2 separate regions of the Homo sapiens genome follow, and region 1 is linked to region 2. A link is a contact called in ENCODE Hi-C data. All regions are on one chromosome and are shown on one strand. Each heading gives the region's core, a stretch centred on a gene start or an enhancer-like site at or near the end of the contact. The rest is flanking DNA. Distances are from core to core; before and after follow the strand shown. Region 1 holds the start of NAA20 (N-alpha-acetyltransferase 20, NatB catalytic subunit). Region 2 holds the start of SNRPB2 (small nuclear ribonucleoprotein polypeptide B2).

Region 1 (4,094 bases), core at 381-2,880, 3.3 Mb before region 2:
GTGGATCGCAAACGGAATGTGCGTTTCTAACATGGTCCCCTGACCACAGGCACCAAGTCTTTCAGAACCACTGCTCCAGAGCCAATATCCTTGGATGAAGTTCCTCGCTTTACTCATTCTCACCTGGGCCAATTCACTTGTGCTTGCCATGCCTTGGTTTACTCATACACAAAATGGGGGTGACAGCACCTCAAAGAATCGTGAGGATTAACTGGATTATTACGTGGGCACTCAGAACAATGCAGGGAACAGTGAGTTCAACACAAGTCACCGTAGCTACCAGACTGGCCCAACAGAAAATTCTTTCCACAGGATCAAGTCTAAACCCCTCCTGTTTCACCCATTTCTTCCTGACTGCTCAGTGGCAGAAACCAGCCACTAGATTCGCACTGATCCCAGTTGTCTGACCGCACTTCAAGTTTCCCCATTTTCATGCCCCGCTCCTTCTCCGGAACTTCCGTCTTCCTCACTTACCAATGTGTTATCCATCTTCAAGGCTCACCCCCTCTTTGAAATGTTCCCAGCCATCTTATCCCATAGTTCTTTCCATCTTCCTGACACTTGAATCGGAACCACTTTGTCCTTAGTTTTCACATACCGCCCTGTTGTTTTTTTAAAGTGGATCCAGGACTGATAGATGGGAAGGAAGGAGAGATACCAGCGTAGCAAAATGTTAACTGCAGAATCCAGGAAAAGTGTCTATAAAAGCACATGGTGAAATTCCTCCAACTTTTCTAAATGTGTGGGAATCTTCATAATAAAATGTTTTCTTAAAAAAAAAAAATTGGTACCTGCAAATCAGAGGTCTGGCCTTAACTCGAATCCAAAGAAACTGCATCCAGGGCTCTGGGCACAGCGAGCCTCCCCTAAGATCTGCCGTGACTCCTCACAGAGGAAAGGTGTGTACACCGGGGTGCGCAGCTACAGTAACTAAACTTGCAAACACTAACCATGACTGAGACAGCATCTGCTGCAGGGGACGCAGTGATCAGTGTCATTTCATTTGGATACAATTTAACCACGGCCACCAGGTGGGCTTCACGATGTACACATCCCAACAGCTGCTGACCAGCTTCCGATCCTCGCAAGCCCCCTCTGCGGCCTGGCCGTCGGCGGTGCCCTCTGCCCAGAAGAGGCGCGGCCCGGCCACGAACCAGCAAGCAGTAGGGCAGGGCGAGAAGCCCAGGTCGTGGGCTCCAGGCCGCGTCTCCAGCTCGCCCCATCACCCCAGCGCCTCCTGACAGCGACCACGAGCGGAGGCCCGAGCGCTGCCCCAGAACCTGCCAGCTCGCAGGGTCCAGAGACAAAGTTTGAGCACCTCGGCCAAGGTCGCCAAGGCCGGCGTGCGTCGACTCCAGGCCCACCTCTCCCTGGACCCTGTGGCCCCAGGGAGGCGCCCACGTTGGCCGGCGGGGGGTGGTTCTCGCGGGTCCCCGTCCGGGCTTGGGGTCCGGCCGGGAAGGCGCGGCTGGGGCCGGAGCTGGCGGGGCCGGGAAGCGAGGCCCGGCCAAGAGCGGCTGGCCCTAGGCGCGTGTCACTCACATGTTGTTGAAGCGGAACAGGTCGTCGCAGGTAAAGGCCCGTAGCGTGGTCATCGCGCCGCCGCCGCTTCCGAAGACCGTTCGCCAAGACCCCGCGCCCGCCCTGCCGGAAGTCTCCCGGAGCGTGGCCGCCGCGGAACCGAGCGAGACGGGGTACTGCTTCCGGGCTACGAGTTGCTGGGCAACGACAGCAGCAAAGCAGCTTCCTCTGGCGGCCGGCGGCGGGAATTGCCAGGTCGCTCCTGTAAGGCCTCCGGGGCTGTGGCTGCCCAGAACCTCGGAACCCCTCCCAGGCAGCGGCTGCAGAAAGCAGGCGGCGACACCTGGGAAGGAAAGAAGCTGCTGGTGATGCGGAAACCCAAGCAGAAGAGCGGAGTTCGCAGCCACCCGGTGCTGCAGAGTAAATGAGGAATGGGAGAATTTATGACCCAGAATCCCTTGTCCCAGTGTTGCGAGTTGCAGATGTCATCTTAAAATGTCAATACCACGTTTAAAAACAAAAAGAAGGCCGGGCGCGGTGGCTCACGCCTGTAATCCCAACACTGGGAGGCCAAGGCGGGCAGATCACTTGAGTTCAGCAGTTCGAGACCAACCTGGCCAACATGGCGAAACCCCCTCTCTACTAAAAAAAAAAAAAAAAGGAAAGAAATAAAAATTAGCTGGGCGTGGTGGCACGCGCCTCTAATCCCAGCTACTTGGAGGCTGAGGCAGGAGAATCGCTTGAACCCAGGAGGCGGAGGTTGCAGTGAGCCGAGATCTCGCCACTGCACTCCAGCCTGGGCGACAGAGCTAGACTTGGTCTCAAAAATAAATAATAAATAAATAAAAGCAAAACGAAATGTAAAATTGATTTTGATAGTACGCTTTATTTTACCCATTTATTTTTCCTATTTGGGAAAAATATTTTTCCCTGACCCCACTTTATTATACCCGAAATATCATTTCAACATGTAACCAATCAATACTCAACATGTAATCAATCAATAAAAAAAGGAATGTGATATGTTACATTCTTTTTTGCAAAGACTTTGAAATCCGGTGTGTATTTTACATTTGCAGTGCATTTCAATCTGAGAGAGCAGCTGTCATCGGAAATGCTTGTTCTCTATTTAGATTTCATCAATGTATGGTTAAAAAGCAGATTCTCATATCCAAGCGGTTCCAAATATACTGTTTTCAAATCGCTGAACCAAACATCAGTTTTTAAATTTAAAGTAGTTAAAATTAAAAGTTAAAAATTCCTTTATTCAGACCAGACACAGTGGCTCACACCTGTAATCCCAGCTACTTGGGAGGCTGAGGTGGGAGGATCATTTGAGCCCGGGAGGTAGAGGTTGCTCTGAGACATGATTGCACCACTGCACTCCAGCCTGGGTGACACACCAAGACCCTGTCTCAAAAAGATAAGATAAAGAGAGATAAAATACATAAAGCAAGCAGGAATGCTGAAATGTATTTACACATGAGTGTTAAACTGGTCAATATCCACAGAGCTGTAATCACTGTCTCTCCTGGGCACTGTATAACACTATGCATTTGTATTTTATGGACAAGAAAAATTTTCATTACTATCAATTTTCCTCAGCTTACAAATTTGTAAAATTTTGTATTGTCAAAGACAATAAAAAGCAGAGAAAACCTGGAAACGTGTACTAAACAGTAATCTTTTTCTGGCCATTTCAAAGTGTTTCATAATTTTTTGTGTGTGACATGAACTAATGTTGATTTGAATTTTGTTCCTTATGAAGTAGTGAAGGTTTTTATAATATTTTTGGCTCTGATTCATTGGTATTATAAACATTAGAAGTTTATAGCTACTTTATGTTTGTATCTAGGTAATGGTGGAATAAACATGATTTTGATTTTTAGAAAAAAACACTGTGGGTTTAACACAAAGGTAGCATTGGAACCCTGCAGAAACTGGATGCTGTAGGCCAGCAGTTTGCAAGCACCGATACGAATTATTATTCCGATTTTGAGGCACAGATCAGAAATATCCTATAGCTACGTGGCCATTCCAACACATGGGGTCAGGGGAACGTGCAGGGCAGTACAGAGAATATCCTGGATATTCACCAGCTGGTTCTCCCTTCTCTCCTGTTTGTCTACTTATTTTTAAACTGTTATCAGTTTCCATTGCTGATTGCCTCCTATGAATTAGCATCTCGAAGGGTGGCCAGTAAGTGCCTAGCAAATATTGATTAAATAGCTGAGTGAAAAAGTGGCACACAGGTTACCCAGAAGATAATGTCATCCTTGGTAGTTTACAAAGAGGGTATTCACATTCTCAACAAAGGTATTTCACCTCTCTTTGCCTCAGTTTCTGTAAAAGGTGCATAATCATAGCACCTACTTCATTGGATTATTATGAAGATTACATGAGTTAATATTTGTAAAGCAGTTATAACAGTGCTTGCCACATTTTAAGTGCCATATAAGTGTTTGTTAAGAAAAATAATGAAATTAAGTATCTTGCATTTTGAAGGATCAGAATCTGGAGATGTAGAGTTAGGAGAGGCACAGCCCTCAATCATAGACCTTAGCACAAATGGC
Region 2 (4,050 bases), core at 1,137-3,636:
AGCATATTTACAAATCTACTGTCCCATCAATATCATTAATTTCTTGATTAAAGTGAAATAATGGAATTGGCTTACCATTGGTTTACCATAAAATGGAAATCCTTGTAGCTGTCTCAAGGCATTTGTGGATGAGCCCAGTTCCTTAAATATGACAAAGGCCTGCCCCCTCATCTTCATGGTCTTTAAAGCCACAATGTCCACCACATGACCAAACTGAGAAAACAGGGCATATAGGGATCTCTTCAATTCTGTCCAAATTAGAAAAGAAACAAGTTATTGGTAATAAAGTAATGACAAAAGTCTTCATAAAATGATACTGCATTGAGTTGCCCCCCCCACCATTCACTTATTTATACAGTTATATATTTTAATATTTATAAAAACATATACTATTCCCATTGGCTATATGTAATTTTAAAAGTTATATGAAACCATTATATCTATGAGTAGAAACAGACTGTACACACTGTCAGTTCCTACCTATTTTTGTTTTTTAAAAGCCTTCAAATCCCTATAGGAAATGGGATAAACCATTATTTCAGGCACTAAGATGATGAGGTAAGAGGTTTTGAGGCAGTACAATTTTTAAGACAGTAGTAAATAAACACATTTTAGTAGTGAACAAGTATTCTAAAAAGCACTTACCTTCCTTTTTAATTTTGTCATTCATATTGTTGATATAAATTGTATGATTTGGTCTGATATCCATGTTTGTGTTAAATTCTTCAGGAGACAGTAAAAAATCTGTTATAAAAAGGAAGGAGTAAATTATACTGGACTGTGGCATAAGGACACAACACAAGAATTATTAACTTTTCATTTCTCTTTCAATCCCAGTTGTCAGAAAATGTCAGTTTGGCTGTAGCCTTTATTGTATCTCCAGCACCTACTAGCCCTCCTTTTCATACAGAAGAAGAACAGTTTCTCACATTCAAAACTTGGAGCACCAATACCTAGCCAGATTTTAGTAACACCATTTAATTCAACACATTTATTTTTACACTTACGTTTCACTTATGACACGTGACATTTTCTTTCCACCTCCTCAATGAAATAATTTTAAAATGTAGATTTGAAGAAAAATGACCAAAGTAGCAAATGTACATCCAGTAAAAATCATAAGGTTAGACATTAATGAAGTTTGCCAACTACTTAATGGGTGCACTTACAAAGTCCTTCCATACCTATTAATTTGTATACAGCATCACCAAGCTGTCTGGACTCCAAGGTTATCTCTAACCGACTTGAAAGAAAGGAGCTCAATGACAGCAGTGTGGCATGACGATTAAACTCAGATTCCAGTATCAGCCAGATGTGAATTCAAATCCTATTTATGCTTCTTACTAGCTGTTTGCCTGAGGGAAGTTCCTTAACCTCTCAGGTCCTCATCAGTAAAATAAGAATGGTAACAGAACCTACCCAATAGAACTCAGAAGACTAAATGAATTCTAGCACAGTTCTGCATCAGCGGTAAACACTTAAGAGTAGCTATTATTAACAGCTATTACCAGGTAAGGAACTTGCCTAAGGTCACACAGCTAATAAGCATCAGGCCTGGAAATTCAGCCCTTGCTTTCTCCTCTACACTTGTCTTCCTCATATACCACACTATTGCATTTTTTACATGGTTTTTACTTGCAAATTGTGAACTTGGATGATTTCCTTGTGTGCCCCACATATTCCTTTATCTCACAGTATTTACAGAGCATCCACTGTATGTGAACTGCATTGGATGATTGACAAGGGAAGAGCCTACAAGCAGGGGCTGCACTTGTGCAGGTAACAGGTAAAACGTAACGCTTCTCAAAGCCTTGCGACCCCCTAAATCGAAATCTGGAGAAGGGGCAGGGGTCGCAAAGGAGACGACGAAAGGGAAGTGACTGAGGCAGAGGTCAAAGTGAAGGTAGGGGGACAAAGGGGAGGCTCTTGCAGGGTTTCATGCGAGGTTTGATCGTGGGCTGCGTTGTTACAGGGACACCCTGAATTACCCGCCACCACCAAAAGGGAGCCGCTGGAAGACACCTGAAAGCGCAGTGAACTGTCCACGCCTCGCACGAGCAGACTGACATTAACTATCCTTTACTTCGTACGCGCAAGCCTCCCGCCTCTCCAGACACAAGCACCTTCGCCCAAGGCCCCCTAACGAAGTCCAAGGGAGCTGCCACGCGATGCCCGGCCCCAGAGTCAGTCTCCTCACCCCCAAGCCTGCCCCTCCGAGATCCAAACCCGGGCCAAACGCGTACCCACCCCAGCTTCGCGCTTCGTCCGCTCCCAGCTGCAACAGGGGAGAAAAGGGCCGAGGAGCCAGGAAAACCGAAACAGCGAGGTAGAAGGCGCACGAACCCACCTAAGGCCTACGCCGACTACTGTAAGAACCAAAAGCAGGAAACGGAGCCAGGCACCGGAAGCAACGTAGCCACGCTCCTCAATCGAGCGCCGACAAGTCTAGAAGCCGAGCACAGAGCCGATCGATGCTTCCGGGTCTCTGGCAGCCAGGGCTGGCAATCTCTCTGCGCGTGCGTCTGCCCTGCGGGCAGGAGAAGAGTCCGGAAATGGAAATGGGGAAAGAGAAGGGGGTTGTGAGGACCATGCTGCGAGGGAATAGTGAAGGGGAGTGAATCATTTCCCCTACCACGACCTTGCGAAGCTTTACCCGGCGCAACAGTGCCTTCCACCTTTACAAATCCTATGTAATTTTACAGGCGCTGCCCCTCATGCTATGGGGCAGTTAGTCCTGGTTTCGCCCTTCTTTGGGCTCTAGCTACCCCGGTTTAAAATCACCTTTAGGATAGCCAGTTCCTCCTGCCTCCGAGTCTCCTCTGATTCATGGGGCTCTGCAGGAACTGTCCTCCAACACTGTGCTGATGAACTTGAATCTCAGAGGCTACTCAGTTTGAGGGCCCAGGGCAGACAGAACTGGTGTCTGCCCAATTCTCATCTCTCACCAGATAAGGCAACCATGCTGACTAGAACCCAGTCATCTGTAAGATCATCTGCCTCAATTCACTCGAAAAAATAATTCCCTACCACCCTTCCCACTCTTTTCTTCCAACAAAAGGTCTAGATTTTTCTAGGGTATTCTAAGGAGTTAGTATTTATGCCAAGCTGAATGGGAGTTCCCAAAGTGCATGCATTCATTCATCCATCCATTCATCAGATGTCTGTAAAGCATCACCTGGAATATGAAATGGTTGTTAAGAGTCAACTGGAACCTAATCTTGTACCCTCTGCTTAACTAATCTCTCTGACCTTCACTTTTTTCATCTGTAAAATAGGGATCCTAATAGTACCTCCTTCTAGTTGTTGTAAGCATTAAATGAGCTAAAATAAATGTAAAGTGATTGGCACATTGTCAGACACAATAAATGCTCAAAAATGTTATTTCTGAATTCTGGCTATAACTTGGTTCTACTGGTGAGGCAGGTAGCTGTCAAATAAGTTGGTTTTATCAGCTGGGAATTTTTATTTTTTAAAAACACCCAAAGTTGCAACAACTTGAAAATAATATAAGCTTTTTAAGGGTGGGGTTTTTGTCTGCTCTGTTCACTCAAGTACCCTTAGTAATGGGAAAAGTGACTGATAATTAATATGCATTGGATAATTCAATGAATGACATGGAAAACTAGGCAACAGTAAAACAAATATGCTTTGAACATGCACCTGAGTGTAGAGAATGTTAAGGGATCACAGAAAAGCATCGTTTTATTATATAGATCTAAAACTAGAAGAAATGGCTGAGTGTAGTAGCTCACACCTGTAATCCTAGCATTTGGGGAGGCTGAGACAGGAGGACTGGTTGAGTCCAGGAGTTCAAAATCATCCTGGGCAACATAGTGAGATCTCATCTCTAAAATAAATAAACCAATGAGAAGAAATGTCCTATCTCAGTCAAAGAATTATATCTTTAACAAATTAAAAGAGAATATAAACTTAATATAAACAATTTCTAAATAACAAAGGACAAGCTGTTTTGCATATTACTATGAGCATCTCAGCAATTAGTTCTGTTTGATAATAATGAGGATGGCTACACTACTGAGAATAAACTAT

What was found. Hi-C counts contacts between places; a loop is a spot of excess contacts on that map. Pooled maps may share reads with other maps.
Region 1: a pooled map shows a loop between it and region 2 (15-fold over the local background). The contact joins the promoter of NAA20 here to the promoter of SNRPB2 in region 2. A Hi-C loop is called at or near these places in 6 of 50 pooled maps.

Annotation. Positions count from the first base shown.
Region 1 is chr20:20,014,898-20,018,991 of GRCh38, reverse strand. NAA20 (N-alpha-acetyltransferase 20, NatB catalytic subunit) reads right to left here and starts at 1,630. Exons shown (of 6, transcript NM_016100.5): 1 at 1,543-1,630. The coding sequence starts at 1,595. RefSeq lists enhancers at 1-367, 829-1,329, 1,944-2,123 and silencers at 1,384-1,503, 1,554-1,623.
Region 2 is chr20:16,728,362-16,732,411 of GRCh38, reverse strand. It overlaps SNRPB2 (small nuclear ribonucleoprotein polypeptide B2), which reads right to left and starts at 2,386. Exons shown (of 7, transcript NM_003092.5): 1 at 2,248-2,386; 2 at 646-744; 3 at 76-248. The coding sequence starts at 709. RefSeq lists a silencer at 1,929-1,978 and enhancers at 2,129-2,248, 2,299-2,348, 2,407-3,275.